4 separate regions of the Mus musculus genome follow, and regions 2, 3 and 4 are each linked to region 1. The links are chromatin loops, found by intact Hi-C in ENCODE. Cell type or tissue: left cerebral cortex. All regions are shown on one strand. Region 1 holds the start of Tmem131 (transmembrane protein 131). Region 2 holds the start of Vwa3b (von Willebrand factor A domain containing 3B). Region 3 overlaps Cnga3 (cyclic nucleotide gated channel alpha 3). Region 4 overlaps Vwa3b (von Willebrand factor A domain containing 3B).

Region 1 (5,000 bases):
GACAATTGAAAAATAATACACTTTAGAAGGATAATGAAAACTTAGATTCAATCACTACTTCAGTTCCCAGTTCGTGAGACTCAAAAGCACCTAGCTAGGCGCCTATACCACACAAGGCAATCAATAGCAAAGCAAAGCCAGCGCCCCTCTAGGTCACAGTGAAGCACACAAGTACACATGCCCATTCAATTATCACACTATAAAAGGTTCACTCAACACACATGGGCAAATGTTGGCTACCATGGCCACCCATAACAACACTAAACTAACAGGGGATCATAAATAATAAGAACTATGACAATCCCAGGCCTGACCATCTTAAAGCAGCATTTTTTAATGTTTAAAATAATCTTGCCTCTGCCAAATCCCTGCTTGCCTGTTAACCAGGCTGACTCTGTTTATAGAGTTAAGTGAGAGAATATAATGTTTCTAAGGAAAATAAATAATAAACTGACACAGAGTTGCACTTTAAGGCTAATCTGGTTTACTTTACAGCTGCTAGCCAGTAACAGCGACTTTATACAGGAAAAACAAAAATAATCTAACTAGTTTTCTTCTTAGGGAAAAAAAAAAGCAGCATTCACTGTGAATTAATTCATGAAGGTTCTGTGACTGCTCACACTTCTCCTTGGGCTCACGTTCAGAAACAGGTAGTCCAGAACACCCCCACCCCCAAATTAGTCTTCAAGACTGCAAAGTAATTTCTGATCTTGTCAAAGTACCAGTTTTACAACCTTACAATATTAGAGGAGTTATTAAAACTGGAGTGCGGCTTCAATTGTGAGTTACAGGTGAAGGGTGTGCAAGCTGGGAACTTGACATTCGTTTCTAAGGGCTCACACATCAAAGAGAAAGGCACCGAATTACGTGAGGATATTAAAGCAGAAATGGAAACCGGCTTCCAGTAGCTTACTAGAGGCAAATGAGAGTCTATTTAGGGCTAATAACAAACGATCCTCCATACCGCAAAGGGATAGTGAAGAAGGATACTAAGGAAACAAGAGCCTCTTCAAAGAGATGTCCCAGCAAATAGAAATTTTATAAGCCGTGTATTGAAGCCTTTCCACCAGTCTCGCTTTTTTTTTTTCTTCTTTTTTAACCACCGCATTTTAAAGTGAGCTCGGTCCGCATGCCCAAATTAAAACCTGACAAAGGGAAAACAAGAAAAGCGTCCCGCGATCGACCTAGCAGGAGCCACCAAGAAGCCTAAAAGCGGGGTGCCTCCTCGCATAGCGGGCCAAGTGGCAAGAACCTACAAGAGAGCTCGGGAAGTTTTATGGGCACTGACAGTAGACGAGGGAAAGACCGGGACACGGTGAGGGGAAAGGAATCACGGAGCAGCGGCAGAGCCGCGGCGCGCGGCCGACGCGGCAGCTCGCCGAACCCCGAGTCGCCGGCTCGGGACGGGGCTCGACCCAGCAACTTCGCGCCGGCGCCCGTCGCGGGCCTCCCTCTGCCGCCTGTCGCCCGCCGCCCGCCGCCGGCAACCCACCTTCCTTCTCGGCCCGCGCCGCGGCCACCACGAGGGTCATCACCAGGTGCAGCGCTCCCAGGAGGCCCGCGGCTGCGCTCCGAGGACCCCCGCCTCGGCCAGCCGCGGGCTCCAGCCCGGCCGCGGAGGACGTGGAGGCGGCGGCGGCGGCGGCGGCTGCTCCTCCCGCCCGCTTCCCCATCCTGGCGGGCCGGGGGCCGCCGAGCTCGAGGTCCTGCGCGACCCTTCTCCGCGAGGCGACGGCAGCGGCGCGGGAGCCGTGGTCCGGGCTATGGCCGCGGTGCCCGAGGAGAGAGCGGTTGTGGGCCCAGAGCTCGGGCTCCCGGCGTGGGTCTGGGTCGGTGCGTGCGTGGGAGCGAGAGTGTCAGTCACAGTCTCGGCATCGGCATCGCCTACGAAGAGCCGGAACGGAGAGGCCGCGGGTCAGGCACGGCGGGCGGCCATACTGGAAACGGGCAAGGGCCGCGGGCCCCGGCGCTGGCCTCTAAGGGGCGGGGCAGAGCGCAGGGGCCCGCCCCCTCCGTGCCAATACCTGGGCGGCCCGCCGGTTCGCGTGCTCCCCGTGGACTCCGTGAGCTCCGGCTCCTCGCCCCGCCCTCAGAATCACACGGGCTTCACCGACCGGACGGGCCGGGGCGGCCAACCGCACCCTGTCACTGCCGCACGGCCCGGGAGAAGGAGGGAGAGGGACCCGGGCCGGCCAGGAGTTAAGATGGCGGCCGGAGCTTCACGGAGGCAATGACGGCAGTCACGTGGGAGATAGGGTAGCCACGCTGCGCAGCCGCTTTGGTGCGTGGGCGGGGCCCGGCCGCGCCTCCGACGCCGGGACAAACCCGGGTCTAGTGGTACTGCAATGTCCGAGCCTTTCAGAGGGCTGAGTGCGCATCCGGAGCCCAGCGCCGACAGTCCGTGCCAGTGATTTCTCGGGTCGCACCTCTGCCTCTCGGTGGCTTTGACGTGGGAAGTGTTCAGGGTCCGATTCAATTTCTTGCAGTGCTTCCTTAAGAACGGGGGACCCGCCCTCTTTACATTTGTGTCTTCCAAAGCGTACCCAAGAGGGACTTAATGGAACCTTCGTACCTCTTGTTCACAGGAAGCCCTTTTTATGCAGTTTCTTTGCTTGCTTGTATTTGGAAACTTACCATGTGTGTAAAAAGCATTAGTTGGGGCGGGGTGGAGGAACAAGGCGAGGTGTGCCAGAAATCAGACTGGGTTTTCTCTGTCTTGGAATGATCAATATGTTTCTATGCGCATACTCCTTTCAAAGGCCAAAATCAAAGATGGTGTGTCTTAGTCTCCTGTAAGAAGCACCTCATGTCTCCCAGGTTAAAGTTTGAGTGTGTGTGTGTGTTTTTCTGTGTGTCTGTTTGCTCGATACAAGTCTTAATCTAGGCCCTTTGGGGAAGGGGAAGGAAGGATATTGTCACAGTTTGGTAGCCTGGTCACTTCCCCCCAGAGCCTAGCCCCAGAGTCTTTTTTTGCTTTTCTCAGCTTTTGGTTGAGTTAGTCGATCTATTTAAAAGGCCACATTTGCCTATTGCATGTCTTAGAACAAACTAGAAAAGAAAATGGGATTTCAGAAAACCTTTTTTAAAAGGTACTCAACGTTCTTCCTTCTGCTGTCGTCCTGTTTGTGAAGCAAACATGTAAATTAATAATACATTTTGAAGGCGTCCTCACCCCCGATGGCTTTTGGTTTGCCCCCCACCCCCACCCCCAAGGCATTCTCCTTCTGTAGCCTAGGTTGACCTAGAACTCACTGTGAGCCCAGGCTGGAGTGGAACTCATTGTGTTCCTTAAAAGTCAGTAGAATACTGGGATTAGAGGTATATGCCACCATCCCTGACTGCTGTTTTAAAGAACATTAATTTTTTGAATACTAGCACTGAATTTAAGTTAATGGTTTTCAGTGCTGGGTATCCAACCCAGGGCTTAAATTTTCTTCTTAATGTAATGAAATCTCAATAATTATCTCTAAACTGGCTTTTGAAATGTGCCTAAGGTAAGAGATTTATATGGAAGGTTTCTAACACTGGGAGAAATTAAGCCCAAGGAAATGTAAGTGCTTCACTGGGTCATAGTTTAGCTTCCAGGGTGCTGGCAATAGTCCTTCCTCCACTGCCAAACTCGAGGCAAGCAAGTCCCTCCAACCTTGAAAAGTTCACTTCTCTAAAGCAGGCATCAACCACATTCCATATTAACCCTAGGCTCAAAAGCCCCTTGGGAAACAATTTGCATGTGTCATTGGCACTTGAACATATAGGAACATGTTCAGCAGAGGTCAGCTTCTCATGAATCTACTGCCTCTGCAGTGGGCCCTTTTTCTTAACACAAGTTCTTTCCAAGACCCTATACCTAACTGTGTATTTTTGAGCTGTGTTCTTTTTTTTAAATGGCTCCTTGGAATACTTGAACAGGCTTTTACCTGACTCTTTAGAGTCAGCATTTGGGCAGGGGCAGCCCTAACAGGCAAGGTAGTCTTAGGCCGGCCTGTCACTAACACCAATTAAAGAGACAATTAAGTGAAAAGCAGGGCAAGGAGATTTATTCAGTGTGGCCACAGTGGGAAGAGGAGGGTTAAAGGTCCCCAGCCCGCTCTTAGCAGTGTTTAACACAGGTTTCAGTTTAAACGGAGGGAGGGCAAGAGGTAGTCATACATAAGCAGTCTTGATCAAGGCTTGCCCCTGCCCATTTCTTTCTGTAGTCTCCTTGCAATGTGATCTGAGGAGCTATCCAAATTGTGGCAAATCTCTTCCTGGGAGACAGGTTTCTCCTGAGGCTGGCACCCAGGCCTCAGCCTTTCACTTCCTTCAAAGGGATATTTCTGGGGAAATTCCAATTCCTTGGGGTCCATCGTTTGAATAGTCTGATTGCCAAAGGGAGTGGTTCAAGAGCCTTTTAGATTATCTTTGCCAAGATGGTTCTCGTAGGACTCACCACTGTGAAAATCTTCCCTGTGCCTGATAGACATTGGCAGCATCATACCCAGAGGGTATGACAAGGCCAGGAGGAATGTACTAGAGTAACCTTTGGACGTTAGCAAGATCTGGAACATTGCAGGTGGAGGCTACTTGCTGGTAAAAGTCAGGGAAAACTCTTGAGCCACTGGTTCTTATCCCTGGGATCTGCCACATCAGGCAACTTGTTGCCAATACAAATTATCCTGCTATACCCAAGGTCTGTAACATTCTAAACAGGATAAGCTCAGTCATCAACTCTCTGGGTGATTTTTGATGCATCCTCCAAACAGAAAACTCACCATTTATTAGCCCTTGAGGTTGTGGAGTCTCTGAATCTTTTGTTGTTCATTTTTGTTCTCTACCCAAATTAGGGAATCACCACTGGAGACAGCAGGTCAAGGGATTCCAGTTCATGTTGGTTTACATTGGAGCCCTCCACTTCATTAGCACTATTGATGCTAATGAATGTTACTCAGTTTTGCTGGCTTCTGTTTATTGATCTGTAAAATGGGTATTATGAGCTGCCTAATAAGTTAAAAAATTAAGCA
Region 2 (5,000 bases), 89 kb after region 1:
TGAACAGTTACACCTTTGGCTGTCTATAATTTGAATGATTTCTAAAGGGTTTTTTTTTTCAGAGATTTATCTATTTATTTTATGTATATGAGCACACTGTAGCTGTCTTCAGACACACCAGAAGAGAGCATCAGATTTCATTATAGATGGTTGTGACCACCATGTGGTTGTTGGGAATTGAACTCAGGACCTCTGGAAGAGCAAGTGCTCTTAACTGCTGAGCCACCTCTCTGGCCCTCTAATGTTGTTGTTGTTTTGATTAGCATGTGTGTTATAGTCATGTTAATCTAAGGGGCCCCGGTTGACCACAGTGACTGTGGCAAATGTCCCAGGAAGGAGAGCGAGCGTGGGTGGAGGTAAAGTCAGAGTGCTTAGTGAGAGTGCTGAGAGAGTACAGTGGACTCTCTGTCCTTTGTCACCAGCATGGCCCAGGAATATTGGTTTGGCAGGGTGTGGGCAGCAGGATGATTGTGGTTTTGGTAAGTGTGGCTGGTTTAAGTTGTTTGGCTTTGGAATTTTAACGTTGGTGGTGTGAATCGAAGCTGCTCTCTGTATCGCCAAAGCTGTGCATTCAAACAACTCTACAGAATGATTTATGATTAAGGATCGAACCTTCAGTACTTTTAAAAATCACTAAGGCAACAAAGGAATGAAGAAAAATTAATCCCTGAGGATACAGTAGACTTCTCTGTTGAAGAGAGAATTGTTTCTAATGTTAGTTATTTTTTTTTAAATTAGATCTTTGACTCAAACACTATGAGAAAACAAAAGAAATGGAGCCATTGGTGTGGCTTGACAGGTAAAGGTGCTATCAAACTTGACAACCTGAGTTCAACACCCCCTATCCTACTCCCTGGAAACCATGTGGTAGAATAAGAGAGTCAGTTCCCACAAGATTTCTCTGACTTCCACCCACCACACACATGTGCAGACACACACACACACACACACAAACATGTATATATGTTTACAAAAACTCAAGGCCAGCTCTTCAATTTAAAAATATAAAACACAATTTAATATTCAAACATTAAGGCAAAACTTGGCTTATAGAATCTTTTTTTGGGGGGGAGGGGAGGGTTATTTGGCTTACACTTCCAGATCATACTACATCACTGGAGGAAGTCAGGACAGGAACTCAAGCAGGTCTGGAAGCTGGAGGCAGGAGCCGATGCAAAGGCAGGAGCTGATGCAGAGGCCACGGAAGGATGCTGCTTATTGGTTTGCTTCATGTGGCTTACTCTAGACTCTTTTAAAAAAAAGATTTATTTATTTATTTATTTATTTATTATGTACACAGTGTTCTGCCTGCACTTCAGAAGAGGGCATCAGATCTCATTATAGATGTTAGCCACCATGTGGGTGCTGGAAATCGAACTCGGGACCTTTGAAAAAATAATCAGTGCTCTCAACCTCTGAGCCATCTCTCCAGCCCTTATAGAATCTTTTACTTATAGATTTTCATAAGCACATTTTTGTGTGAGTGTGATTGCTTGAAGAATGGCAGGTTTGCATTTTGAGCCATCTGTATGCTTGTAAGGCAAGACTAAATAAGCATTAGGTAGAGTGCAGTACCGAATCCCTATAGGAGTACTACCTGTAGATTTGCAAAAACCACAGCTCTCAGCTTAGAGGGTATAAGCAAGCCTGTTCTGGAGCCATTTTGAATAGCTGTGGCCCTGTACAACACAGATTTAGTTTACCCCAAACTCCATGTTCCAACGTGGAAGCAGTTTCATGAACTTTTCATAGAACAAAGAAAGTCACAAATCATGATAAATTTAAAGTACCTTGGAGGGCACACCAGAGAAGCAGGCACGGTGAGAGTGGGGAAAGCTTTTCAAGATGCTGTGGGACATTCTTAGCCTTTGGATTGGTGGAGGCTAGTTGTCCGTCTATCTTTTAGTCACAAGAGGTTAGTTTGGTCACAGAAGTGGGCAAGGAATGGCTCTCCAAGAGGGGTTAGAACTGGCCCAAGATAAGGCAATTAGCCTTCAGAACAGCAACATTCTAACCTCTCTGCAGAACTGAAATTCTAATCAGTCAAAATCAGTCTCTGCGGACACAGCTTCCCTCCCCCCTCCTCTCCAGGAGGTTTTATTCACAATCTTTTTTTTTTTTTTTTTTTTTTTTTTTTTTTGATCCTGGCAGCTCTTGTGTCCAAAGTTACAATCTGGCAAAACTGTGAACGCTCATCTGACCACCCCTTCTAGCTGAGCACCTGTAACGAACCGCTCCAACTCTAGGTTTCCTTCCCTTAAAGACGCAATGAAGAAAGGATCTCTTTATAATACCGAGGGAGAAATCAAAACAAAAGGCGCGGGCTGCGGTAATCTGCCGGAAGTAAATCGAGAGAACAGGCTTCCTTCAGCGGGCAGTCGTCTGCTTTTCTGCCCATCTGAATATTTGTTAACCTAATCTCTAATATTTGCCGCTGTCAACTTTCCCAGGGTCAGGCGCAGAGGACGAGCCTTAGGCTGCTCTCTTTCCGGGTGGACCAAATTGGTTTTGCAACACCAACATCCAGTTTCTTCGCAGTCCCCATCATCTCTTTACTCCCTCTGAGGGGCTCATTGGTGGGCGGGGCCGGATCCCGAGCCACGCTGTGATTGGCGGTGTCTTAGCAACTGCAGCGATGTGGTTGTCAACAGAAACTGGACTCCCGCAACTCTGTGCCCGAGGCGGGGACCCTTCGCCAGCATCAGGGGGAGTCACAGCCTTGTCCAGCAGTGGGATGCTGGCCGCGCCCACCTCCTGCTCTGGTTAGTGAGGCCCTGGAGGGTGGGAGGGTCGCTGACGCACGCAAGCCGCCTGGCCTCGCAACTGACAGATTACTTACTAAGTGGGGGATACCATCCTTCTAGACCAGATCTTCCAGGTTTCCAACTGGTTGTGTGAGGGAAAAAACAAGTTTGTAATTTCCGAGCTGGACCTCGCTTCTGCTGGGAAAGGGCAGTGGCCAGGCCGCACCCACTTGAGAGCTGGATTTCAGAGTCAAAGTCGCAGACGTGTGCGAGCCCTTCTTACCCAGGGCTCTCCCCCCACCCCCACTCTTTGCAGAAGCTCAGCTCCCTAATGCTTGTCTATCCAGAGGCCAAAGTTAGTCAGAGGACATAGCATACTGATCAGTATATTAGAAACTCATTTCTGAGAAGCAATGATCAAAACTTAACAATCCAAACTCAAAGCGATCTTCTTGAGTGAAAGGTTTGAGTCTGGAGAAAGCCTCTGCTTGCCTCTTGGTTTTTGGGGGCATTCACATCACTTTCACTTTCTAATATGGACTTTTAACCTCATGTAGTTGTTCTTCTAATCTTCTCAGAAGTTCTCCATTTCTTTTCTTCTCGGCGATGACCTAACAGCCCCACCCCCACCCCACGAGCCCAGTTTTCAATTCTTGGTCCTGTTCTCAACAGTGTGTCCCACAGACCATTTCAATCCCTTAACCCTGCCCACGTTTATCTGAGGCGATGCTCTTAGCCTAGCTTTGCCTTTTAAGGATAGAAAGAATAAGACTGTTAAGAATTGTAACAGGATACATCAGGGAACTTCATCCCAGCTTCCTTTCTTCCCAGAAGAATCAGAGTTCAGAACTCCCACAACATACCTCCCCATCTCCTACCCCTCCATACTACTCCCTCCCTCCCTCCCCCATGCACAGATTTCTTTTTTTAGAAACTAGCAAGGATGAAGATTGGAGGTGTTGATCATACGTTTACCAAGGATCCAAATTGAATTAATAGAGTCTAAGTTAGACTCTGGTCCAGGGCTTGTAAGAACAGTGACTGGATTGTTCTTGGCTTCTCACTATGGGCAGGTGCATAGCAGCCGACAAAGAAGGGCTCTTAGCGTGATCCCAGTCCTCCTGCCTCAGTTTCCTAAGTGTTGGGATGAAAGGTCTTATCCATCTTAATCTTCCTGCTGTCCTGGGAGCTTTGCCTGTCCCTGGCACTCAATGGCTCGATGGACAACTCCAAGTTTTTAGGACTGCGGACAACCAGAGGTGGTGGTATATATACTTGTAATCCCAGCACTCAGGAGGCTGCAGCAAAGAATGCCACAAGGTCAAGCCTGGTCTGAGCTATGTAGTCAGACTCTGTCTCAAAATACCAAAACCCAAACCAAAACAAAAACCTTACCACTGGTAACATTATTGCACACTATAAAGCAGACCTTGCCAGTATGTATCCTCTCTGCCTCAGAGGAAACTCCCAAGTAACCACAGAAAATAGATAGCATAGCCACACCCAGAAAACAATGTGTCTTGTGTTTAAAAGGATAGCTACTTCCTGATCATAACTTTTCTAGGACCCGATCTTTGCCTTGTTTGAGAACAATCAGGATTTTCTCAGCTGCTATGAGTGGCTGATTTAATCCATCTCAATAGTATAGGTAGTGCCTGTTATACAGTAATGTGGCGGGGGCATTCATGTAGTTTGTCCTGGTAGCAACCAAACTTCTGCTTAGTCTAGAGAGGACAGACCTGGGTCTGAGGCTACAAGGATGAAGCCTCAAAGCAAAAAGTAGGCTTTGGTGGCTGGGGAGACACTCAAGGTTAAAAAGAGTAGCTGTGCTTCCAGAGGGCCCAATTTTGGTTCTCTGTTTGTAATTCCAACTCCAGAGAGTCCAAGGGATGCTGCACACATATGGCAAAAAGACAGACATACAGACACAAATGCAAACTTTTCAAAAGGTAGAGTTGCTCAGGTAGCTTTAGAGGGTTAGTGAAGGGAGACAGTCTCCACACAGGCATCGAAGTCTCCAATCCTCAGGCTTCCTAGCTCTTCATTCCCTGCTGGGAGACACATTTTCTCCATTTCTTTCCTCTTATTCTCTGGCTGCAGCTTCACTTTCTAAGTATCCTCAGGCTATAAACCCCCAAGGCAAAGATCTGAATTTGAATGACTCAGACATCCTCTCAGATCTGATAAAGCCAGTCTCATCTTAAAAATTAACTTTAAAAAAGTCACCCAAGTCCCCATAGAGGCTGGGACTTGTGT
Region 3 (5,000 bases), 310 kb after region 1:
CATTAAACCTTATTTAACCAGAAGCCTGGATTTAGCCAAGTGCTTTTCCTCTCTTCCCCCAAGCTTTTGCCAGCCCTAAGTACACACACACACACACACACACACACACACACACACACACACACAATTTGTTCCTCATAATAACAATGCATCGTGAACAGAAAGGCTGGGAAGAAGTGGGTGGGGCTACTGGCACAGTCACCTCAGGCAAGACAGGCCTGAGTCATTGAAACCATTCTTATTCCTGTGGTGCTGTGGTCTCTCTGCCTCCTTGCAGCGCCTGGCCCATGGCCAGAAGTGATGTGAACACTTGGAGCAACTTGCAGGAGGAATAAGTACCCAAGCTCCAGACAAGCACACTAGCTTTCCCTTTCCCTACCCCAGAAGCCATGGCACCACCATCCCACCACCCCAACCCTTACCACCTCACCTCTCTACCCTGCCACCCCATTACCACCCCCTCACCCCCTCATACCCCTACCCCTGCATGGAAGCCCCACTTTGCCTCTCTCTTTTCCTGCTTACCATCTTCTCCAGACACCAGCAAACCATTCCAGAATTGTTTAATAAATCCATCGCCAAGGGGAGACACACAAGTCTGTATAATTTCTCTGAGGAACTCATATTACTTTTTGTTCTTTGTTTCTATCATCTGGGAAGCCAAGGGGTTTCAGGAAATAAATCCTTTCTGGTTTAATACCCTCTTTCACTACATACTCAAGGGAACAAATTTGGAGTTCCCTAGCAGACCAGTGGGGTGGTTTCCTTCGCTATAAGGATGCATTTTCTTTCTTTCTTTCTTTCTTTCTTTCTTTCTTTCTTTCTTTCTTTCTTTCTTTCTTTCTTTCTTTCTTTCTTCCTTCCTTCCTTCCTTCCTTCCTTCCTTCCTTCCTTCCTTCTCTTAAGATTTATTTATTTCATTTATATGAGTACACTGTAGCTGTCTTCAGACACACCACAAGAGGGCATCGGATCCCATTACAGATGGATGTGAGCCACCATGTGGTTGCTGGGAATTGAACTCAGGACCTCTGGAAGAGCAGTCAGTGCCCTTAACCACTGAGCCATCTCTCCAGCCCCAAGGATGCATTTTCTATGCTACAACCTCAAGGTCCTGAGAACTGAGATCCAGGGAAAGGACCTTGTTTTAAGGCCAGCTTGAGCTAATCTCCAGGGAGCCACCAGAGCCACCTGAGGAGGAAATATCCTTCCCCTGGTGACCAGCCTCTCGAAAAGGTGATCTGCTGTGACGATGTTCTGTCACAGACACTGAGCTGGCAGATGAGTTTGGCGAGTGAGTATCAGGACAAGAGTCCTGGACTGTGTGAGTGAGGGTGGACGTGGCCATGAGTGACCACAGGCATGCATGGGTGACTAGGTCTGTGGCTTCTGCCTCTTAGGGATGCCAGGGCTCCTTCCTGAAGGTCAGGGGAAGCCATCCACATCAGAAGGAAATGGCCAACTGCTTGATTTGCAGTTGACAAAGGGCCAGAGCTTGGTATTTATTTTCTTCCCCATATGTTGACTTTAATTCCCTCCTTGCAAGAAGGGTGTGCCCGGTTTGTGTTAACTATGACAGCAAAGCCATCCACTCAGATGCCACCAATCAAGAAAAACAAAATGAGCCGGGCGTGGTGGCGCACGCCTTTAATCCCAGCACTCAGGAGACAGAGGCAGGCGGATTTCTGAGTTTGAGGCCAGCCTGGTCTACAAAGTGAGTTCCAGGACAGCCAGAGCTATACAGAGAAACCCTGTCTCGAAAAGGGGGAAAAAAGGAAAGGAAAGGAGAGGAGAGGAGAGGAGAGGAGAGGAGAGGAGAGGAGAGGAGAGGGGAGAATGGAGAGGGGAGAATGGAGAGGGGAGAGGGGAGAGGGGAGAGGGGGAGAAAAAGAAAAAGAAAAATGACTTGGCCACAAAGCTGTGGATACCATGAGATGTGCTTGCTCCCTGGCTTCCAGGCAGGGAAAGGCTCTTAGGGATTGGAAGCCATGAGCAGCTTGTGGAAGTCCTCATGCTATGTCCTGTGGCTAGGATGTGGGCAAGGATGAGGGCACTGGTACCGGCTGCCCCAGGGCCCGTTTCATGGACCCACACTGGAAGCCACAGACCAAAGGATGAAACTGAAAACTGCCACCAGATGGGGATGTTTGGGCATAGGTGACGATTCTCTCTGGGCCGTTTCTTTGTAGCTAGCTTCCTATTTCCAGATTTCTCATTTAGTTCTCAAATACGGAATAACTTCTCCCTTTGGGACCGAATTGCTCTTAGCTTAAAGCAGCCATATTTTGCAAGTCTGTATAATGTTTGGGCCAGTGCTGGGTAGATTCAGGGGTGCAGCTGGATAGCACTGGGCTGGGTCCTCAAAAGTTGGGTAGCAGGAGTTTGAAAAGCCAAAACCTGTAACACATACCCTCAAAAGCCCGACCAAAGCAAGCCCAGACTGCCATGTCCAGTGAGCCCAATAAGCTTGTGGGCAGCGCCCTCTGCTGGTGACATTCATTAAGATGGAGGATTTGTCTTTGTGCTTGATTAGCAAATAGAATAATTCTTTGTTCCACTGTCAAAAGATAAAATTATTTTTAATATTTCTTAAGTCCATTTTATCCACAATACTAGAATCATGTGTCTCCAAAACCAAATATGATCTCAGAACTGTAGCCTGTAATGCCTGGGCAGCACTAATGGCTAGGGATTAGATACAACAGCAACTCATTTGGCTGAAGCTTGGCACTTTCTCCTATGAGAGTCAGATGGTCATGGCTAACAGGACGACATTTGCCTGCTGTGACCAGCTGAGGCTTGGCTGTATGGTAAAGGTCCTTTGCTAAATGGAGCTTTCTGGGACTCCTACAAAAGTAGGTTAGAGTTCCATACCTAAAATCTCCTTCGTGAAGGAAGGCATCCTCGGGCTTAAGTAAAATTAAAACGGTTTAAAGAACATATTTATCGACAAAACTTTGAAGTGTTAGGCTGGTGATGACAGCTCACACTGTAGATGGAAATGGTGTCAAAAACCAAGAAATGACACAGTTGCTCCTGCTACAGTGGCTGTTGCTTCCTCCTCTTCCTTCTCTTCCTCCTCCTCTTCTTCCTCTTCCTTCTCTTCCTCCTCCTCTTCTTCCTCTTCCTCTTCCTTCTCCTTCCTCTTCTTCCCCTTCCTCTTCTTCCTCTCCCTCTTCCTCCTCTCCCTCTTCCTCCTCTTCTTTTTCTTCTTCTTCATAAGCACAGGTCATTTGCATAGGGATGGTGCCACCCACAGTGATCTGTGATGCTCCCCTCGCACCAATCATTAATCAAGACAGTTTCCCACAGAGGTGACAACAGGTCCGAATAACCCAATTCAGACTCCTTCAAATGAATCTGGATGTGTCCAGTTCAGTTAAACCTAGCTAGGACAACCAGTTCCAAGGATTGGAAGAGTAGACAGGTTTTTTTTTTTCGTTTTTTTTCTTCCTCCTCCTCTTTCTTGCATGTGCCTATGTCTGTCTGTATCCATGTAGGTGCACACATCTGTGCATGTGGAAACCTGAAATTGAGTCCAGTGTCTTCCTCCATCACTCTTCACTATAGTTTTTGAAGTAGAGACTCTCGATGAACCCAGAGCTCACCAATTCAAAACCAGCTTGCCCACGCATGTTCTCCCTCCTGGGTGCTGGGATTACAGACAGCCGCCATGTCTACCCAGCCATTACATGGGTTCTAGGGATCCATACTCTAGTTCTTGTGCTTGTACAGTGAGCACTTTATGCCCTGCCAGCCAGCTCCACAGCCCTGCCACAACACTGTAAAGCTACATATAACTATGCATTACAGCCAGCAAAGAAACCATGGGACCTGCAGGCCTGCAGCTACAGGGACATTCGCCATCACTACAAACAAGGGAGTGGTGTGGGGTGGAGAAAAAATGGCTCCTCTAAAACCTCCCAAGAGGTCACAACTCTGTGTTGGAAATGGTGAGACCCATTCTTGACTTTCAATTTATAGATCTGCAAGATAAGAGGTTCATCTTTTAAATCACGTGTTCTGATAGCAATGTACGCCAAACAAATTTAACTATTATTTAGAACTCCTTAAGGGTCCTCTTATCTTGGTTTGTTTTATTCTGGTTTGTCAGACAATGTCCTAATTAGCTTCAGCTGTCGACTGGACACAGCCCAGAGTCATGTGAGGGAGTCTGAACTGAGGGATTGCCTAGATCAGTTAGCTCCATTGCAGCATCTGTGAGGGATTGTCTTGACTAATGATTGATCCAGCCCACTATGGGCAGGACTATCCCCTAGGCTGGTGGCCCTGACCTGGAAGTGTAAACTGAAATAAACTCTTTCCTCTCCCAAATTGCTTTAGGCCATGGTATTTGTCTTAGGGTTTCCATGGCTGTGAACAGACACCATGACCAAGGCAATTCTTATAAAGGACAGCATTTAATTGGGGCTGGCTTACAGGTTCAAAGGGTCAGTTCATTATCTTCAAGGTGAGACCATGGTAGCATCCAGGCAGGCATGGTGCAGGCAGAGCTGAGAGTTCTACAACTTCACCTGAAGGCCGCTAGCAGAATACTGACTTCTAGGCAGCTAGGGTAAGGGTCTTAAAGCCCACACCCACAGTGACACCCCTACTCCAACAGAGCCACAACTTCTGATAGTGCCACTCCCTAGGCCAAGCATATATAAACCATCACAGTATTTATTACAGCAACAGAAAGCAAAATAGAATGGGCAGTGTGTTCTATGTAGTGAAGGCTAGCCTTGAGCTTAATTCTCCTGCCTCAGCTTCCCATGTCCTGAGGTTACAGGCATGTAACCCCATACATGACCTTTGCAGTCAGTTTTTTTTTTTTTTAAACAAAAACCTACTCAGCCAATTCGCATGACGTTGACTTTTAAACTCCTGCTTCACGTTTCCATCTCGGTGTGAATTTCAGTTGCTTCAAAATGTCTCCGGCCTTGGGCTGTGTGTAACTTCCCAGAGGTTAGTGAAAGTGAGTGATAGTTGTATGACAT
Region 4 (5,000 bases), 230 kb after region 1:
TGACTCTGAGGACCTTGTGCTAGGCTGTGACTTGGGCACTATGCATAAGAGGAATGCTGGGTAGGGAGACCTGGAAGAAAAACCTCTTTGAACTGTATAAAGTGAAGTCAGTATAGCTGAACCAGTTGTCATTCATGCATTATAGCCCATTTTGTCTGTGGTTTTTAGATTCCCTCTTGTAGAGAGTAAGAGAGATCACTTAGCCCTGCTAGTGAGCCTTTCTCGTGCCACAGTGAAAACATCAGCCTGTTTTGCTGACATCTGGATCTGGTGGGAAGCCCATCTTCTAGCACTATGAGTATTCTCTGATAGTGTAAGGCCTCCTCATGTGAAGATGGGGGAGTCACAAGTCATGGCTATGCATTGACAACATTGTCATCGGAGAAAGAGCAACAGGTGCAAACCAGCCACCTTATCCCCAGACAGCAGTGCCTTAATGTGAGCTAAGTTCTGCAACATGGATAGGTGTGAAGGCCTCAGTGGGCCAAATTCTCAGACAGACTGGCAGGTGGAAAGGAGGGTGAGAGAGGAGAGGAGAGAGGAAACTCAGCCACCACCTCAATGCACCACAGCAGCTAGAGTTCTCAGCATAGGGCGCTGCCCAGGAACTCCAGTCACATCAGGGGACATCAAAGGAAGGAGGAAGTCGTATAAATGCATGCACACGCACACACACACACACACACACTCAAACACCCCACAAATAACAAAAAAATTCTCTGACTGGTTGGTAACTTGTTCCAGCATGAGCTCTCACCTCCAGTGATCCCCAAGGTGGCAGAAGCCACACCCACGTTGTTCCTTTACTGTCTAAAGGCGTCCCTCCTCACTGGAGGGTTCTCACTGGATAGATCCCAGCATTCTCTGGCTTCCAAGGTGCTCTTTGTGCCTAGGCACAGATGCTGCCCAAGCACCAAAAGCAGGTTTGGGGGTGGTTGTTGCCCACTGGAGGGGGAGAACTGAGTATGGAGAACTTAACTGACACAGCCCAGATAGGATGCAATCCCATTTAGCCAGTCCACAGAGAGAAGCATTAATAAATGGGCTATAGCGGCAGGAAGGTAGTCAAGAGTCAGTCACCAGGAACCACTGGGACACACAGCAGCAGCAGCAAGGGGTGGTGGAAGATGGAAACCAAGAGCAAGGAAGGGCAAAAACCCAATGCTCTGATTTTTCCCTCTGTCCTCAGCCAGTGCCTTCTGTGGTCAGCTGTTCCAGAACCTGTGAGGAAAACAGGGTCTAGTCCATGGTGGGGAGCAGTGTCTGGCTGTACAGAGCAGGCCCCTCAGAGAAGAAAAACAGAGAATGGATTTGGGGCTGAGTGAGTAGAGGCAGTACCCAGAGGTGTCGATGTGTTGAGGACTTTTCCTAAAGACTCAGAGTTTATTTGTACACCATAATGTTGTGTGAGAAACGTGTATTAGACAGGAAACTGGTGTTGGTGGCCACGTGCCAGGCAGTGAGATCGAAGGGGCACCAGTAACACCCACATGACAGATCCCCGGGCGTCAGTGACTTTCAGTATTGAATATCTCAGACATTTTGTTTGTTTGTTTGTTTTTTTCTTTTCATGATAGCCTTTGATGTTGCTAAGAGCACTGGGCTGGGAGCTCTGGGCTGGGAGCATTGGGCTTGGAGGCCTTGCCTTCAGTGATTAAGTTAAGTCTCCTTCCGACCCCAGAGCTTCCCCTGGCATCTGGGAAGGGTTGAGGGGCCATCTGCTTTAGCTTCCATCCCTGCAACATCTCCCTAAGCATCATAATAGCGATTCACAAAGTGAAGACCTTGCATGTCTTTAGGGTTGGAAGAAGGCCCTAGAAACCTGCAAGAGGGGAGATGAGGGCAGCTCACACTAGCTCTGTCCTATTCACCAAGCCCCCGAATGGAGTTGAATTATTATTCACAAAGACAGTTTGCAAATCTTCCGTTTTCATAATTGGGCACCCTAGAGAGAAGGGTGAAAGCACACTGGCCCTCCATGCATTATCCTAATTACAGCAGTCACAGACCTCCTTGACCAAAGGACAAAGCAGGCACTGCTAAGCAAACTGGGCAGCCACTGGAGTGATTTCAGGGTCCTGGAGGTAGAGTTTAGTGATTCCAAAGAACAAGAACAGTTAGTGAGTGTTCTTACTCTAACTACTGAAATGGAGACTAGTAGTAGTTAAGTTGTAGGCACGTGGCTACGACCGGTATGGGATCCACATGCTGTTACTGAAGGGAAAGTTAAAAGCATTAAATCTTCTGTAACTTTACTGTTTCTAGCAGCCTAATCCCAAGAACATGGACAGGAAAGAGGCAATGACATGGTAGGAGGGTGGCATCTTTTGGGACCTCAGCATACATCACCTTGTGGTTGGATCTAAAGAAAATATCAACGTATTCTCTGGATTTCGTAATCAAGGCTGTAACATGTGCCCAGTGGTCGCTGGTTTGCCACCCTTCTGGGGGGCCTATGCTTAGGGCTCTGTCTCATCGTATGGATTTCTTTTAGAAGCTAGCATTTGTATTCTGAACATGCACCCGGACAAGGTCAGGCAAGAATGAGATCGGCTAGGTGTTCTTCAGTGTGGACCATGCAGCATCTCTAAAGAGGCAGCAGCTTCTAGAACGAAGTCATGAGCATTCTGGCTGAAGGGACAGCTTGTCTAACAGCCCTGACGATCTGTCCTTCCATTCTGGGAGGCTCGTGTTCTGTTTGCTTGGCACAAAGCGTCTTCGGCACAGGCTCTTTCGTGGGCTTCGCCTTGACGACTCAGCTTTATCTGTAAGTTTAGTCTTACAGATCTCCTGGGGTACAGAGGTACCACTAAGGAAGCCCCACGAGTGACTGCCCTTCCATAAAAGTACACGCTGTGGAGTAGACAGGAAGAATTCTTGACAATGGCAAGAGCAGTTGGAAACTTAAGCAGGAAATGGGAGTCACTAGTATTCCTGTGTTAGTCGCGTCCCAGAATGAGTAGAAGAGAATGATCCTTTGAACAGGGTAGGTAGAAAGCATGTGGGTTTCCTAGCAAGACTGAGAGATGCTGCTCATCCACACAGCTAAGTTGGCAGCATTTGGAAACCTATTGTCGGTCTCCTGGCGCTGACTCATCCCCCTGAGACCATTTTCAGATTCCAGACGGCCATTCTGAACCTCCTACAAGGGCTGGATGTTTGTTGCTGTTTTTGTTGTTTTATGAATACAACTCCAGGAGTTAAGTAGCATCCACCATCGATGCTACCAATTCATCCAAGGCATCCAGTGATGCTGGGCCATTCTCCTTGATAGAGTGATTGAATCCGAGAACGTACAGCTTCCAAAGAAGCTCGCTTGTAAGTCTCTGCATGGTTATTAAGATCCCATTTAGCTTAGTGAGATAGTCCTATTGATCAGCTATATAGTAAATGTACTATTTTAGGAAGTATCAAATTATTATAGTATCAAATCAATATCTTTCATTTCACTCAGATAACAGCTCATCATCCGCTTCTCCTGCTTGCATTTTGTGATTTTTTTTTTTTTATTTCCTGGGCTGAAGCCTGTGTTTCTGGACGCATCAGACTTTTCTTGACTTCCTGACTCCACATGGTGGTCATCTTTGTGCCAGGGCTTTGTTTTTTGCTTGCAAGTCCAGCGTCTAAAAGCTGTCTTTAAAACACTGTGTTAGTGGGGTACGCGTCCAAAGTTTCATTGCAATTCTTTTAAACCCACAAAGTAGCACCTGCATTGTTATAATTATATTGTCCAGTGCCATGATAAGCCATAGGTTAGGAGCACGTGGGCACCTTTGAAAGTCTTATAGTCAGAAAACTAAAAATTGCTAATAGGATCAAGAGAAAATGATTTCTTTAACCTTTGTGTCTTTCTATGTAAGGTTGTGCTACAAGTTTGTCTGTATTTAAATTATTACTTTTGTATGCATTAGATTTGTGTGCACAATTTTACGTGTGTATGTATGCATAGATGTATGTATTTTCAGGATTCCTGTGTCCTTACCCTCCACCCCCTAAGACTTCCTGCTGGTCTGACCATACACATCTGTCCCCTGGAGATTTCTCCTGATCTCTTGGAGTGAATCTGCATCCTAGATTCTTTGTGTTGTTCTTTCTTGCTTCATGCCCTCATTTTGCTGGAATACATTTCCAAGTAGCTTCCTAAGGCAAGATGTACTGGAGGGGAACATTTCTACTTAAGGAGGTGATTTTCTGTTCAATCTGCCCTTTGATTTGGTCAGTAGTTTGCTGGGACTTAGAATTCCAACTTGGAATTTTCTTCCAGAACTTTGAAAGCCTGGTCCATTCTAGTAGGCTGATTTCCCAGGCAGGCGGAGTGAGGACTAAGGATAACCCAGGCATAACCCACGTGTTTCGTTTCTGTGCGGCCCGGGCCACTGTGTTTCTAAATAAACCCTGTGTTTTCACACTTATCCATCAGAGATGCTAACTGTGGATTGAATTCTCTGTTGAAGGCACAGTCTCCTTATAGTTCTAGTTCTAGGTTGACAGCAGTTTGGGCCACAATTCTTTTTTTTTTTCTTTTTTTTTTTTCTTTTGGTTTTTCAAGACAGGATTTCTCTGTATAGCCCTGGCTGTCCTGAAACTCACTTTGTAGACCAGGCTGGCCTCGAACTCAGAAATCCACCTGCCTCTGCCTCCCAAGTGCTGGGATTAAAGGCATGTGCCACCACCGCCCAGCTGGGCCACAATTCTTAAGTAGTCTGCTGTCTGGCTGTGAAGCCATCTAGAATCTTAACAAGTCTAGTTGTAGGTATAATCTTTAAAAAGAAGGTTCCCTTTTCTTCAACTAGGTAACCCAATTTTCTTTCACTCTAAACCATAGATAGATAGATAGATAGATAGATAGATAGATAGATGCCAAAGTGAACCCTTATGCAAAGGGTGACCTCCAGAGGGTACAGGGACTCCACAAAAAGACTTGAGTGTCAACTAACCTGGATGTTTAGGGTCTCCCAGAGATGGACTCAACAATCAAAGAACATACATGGGCTGGGCAT

The links. A loop is a pair of places that touch in the nucleus more often than their neighbours do. Peaks named below come from ENCODE experiments on the same cell type or tissue, not always from the same donor. Only the 100,000 strongest peaks of a DNase experiment are listed, where the experiment ranks them.
Region 2: it touches region 1 in a loop (2.1-fold over the local background); 3 of 42 quality-filtered maps call a loop at or near these places.
Region 3: it touches region 1 in a loop (2.9-fold over the local background); 4 of 42 quality-filtered maps call a loop at or near these places.
Region 4: a loop joins it to region 1, with 2.2 times the contacts of the local background. A loop is called at or near these places in 2 of 42 quality-filtered maps.

Annotation. Positions count from the first base shown.
Region 1 is chr1:36,937,673-36,942,672 of GRCm38, forward strand. Tmem131 (transmembrane protein 131) reads right to left here and starts at 1,855. Exons shown (of 41, transcript NM_018872.2): 1 at 1,493-1,855. The coding sequence starts at 1,673. In left cerebral cortex, CTCF peaks have their summits at 170 and 2,376; DNase peaks (open chromatin) are centred at 1,319, 1,964 and 2,284; H3K4me3 peaks cover 3,119 bases; H3K27ac peaks cover 1,664 bases.
Region 2 is chr1:37,026,667-37,031,666 of GRCm38, forward strand. It overlaps Vwa3b (von Willebrand factor A domain containing 3B), which reads left to right and starts at 2,647. Exons shown (of 28, transcript NM_001370828.1): 1 at 2,647-2,762. In left cerebral cortex, no CTCF peak of the experiment used is centred here; a DNase peak (open chromatin) is centred at 2,654; H3K4me3 peaks cover 1,216 bases.
Region 3 is chr1:37,248,384-37,253,383 of GRCm38, forward strand. The region is part of intron 3 of Cnga3 (cyclic nucleotide gated channel alpha 3); the gene reads left to right. Among named protein-coding and RNA genes, the nearest start is that of Cnga3, 32 kb to the left of the region's middle. In left cerebral cortex, CTCF peaks have their summits at 971 (motif pointing right) and 2,490 (motif pointing left); DNase peaks (open chromatin) are centred at 199 and 2,481.
Region 4 is chr1:37,168,320-37,173,319 of GRCm38, forward strand. The region is part of intron 22 of Vwa3b (von Willebrand factor A domain containing 3B); the gene reads left to right. Among named protein-coding and RNA genes, the nearest start is that of Gm37020, 21 kb to the left of the region's middle. In left cerebral cortex, no CTCF peak of the experiment used is centred here; DNase peaks (open chromatin) are centred at 3,058 and 4,357.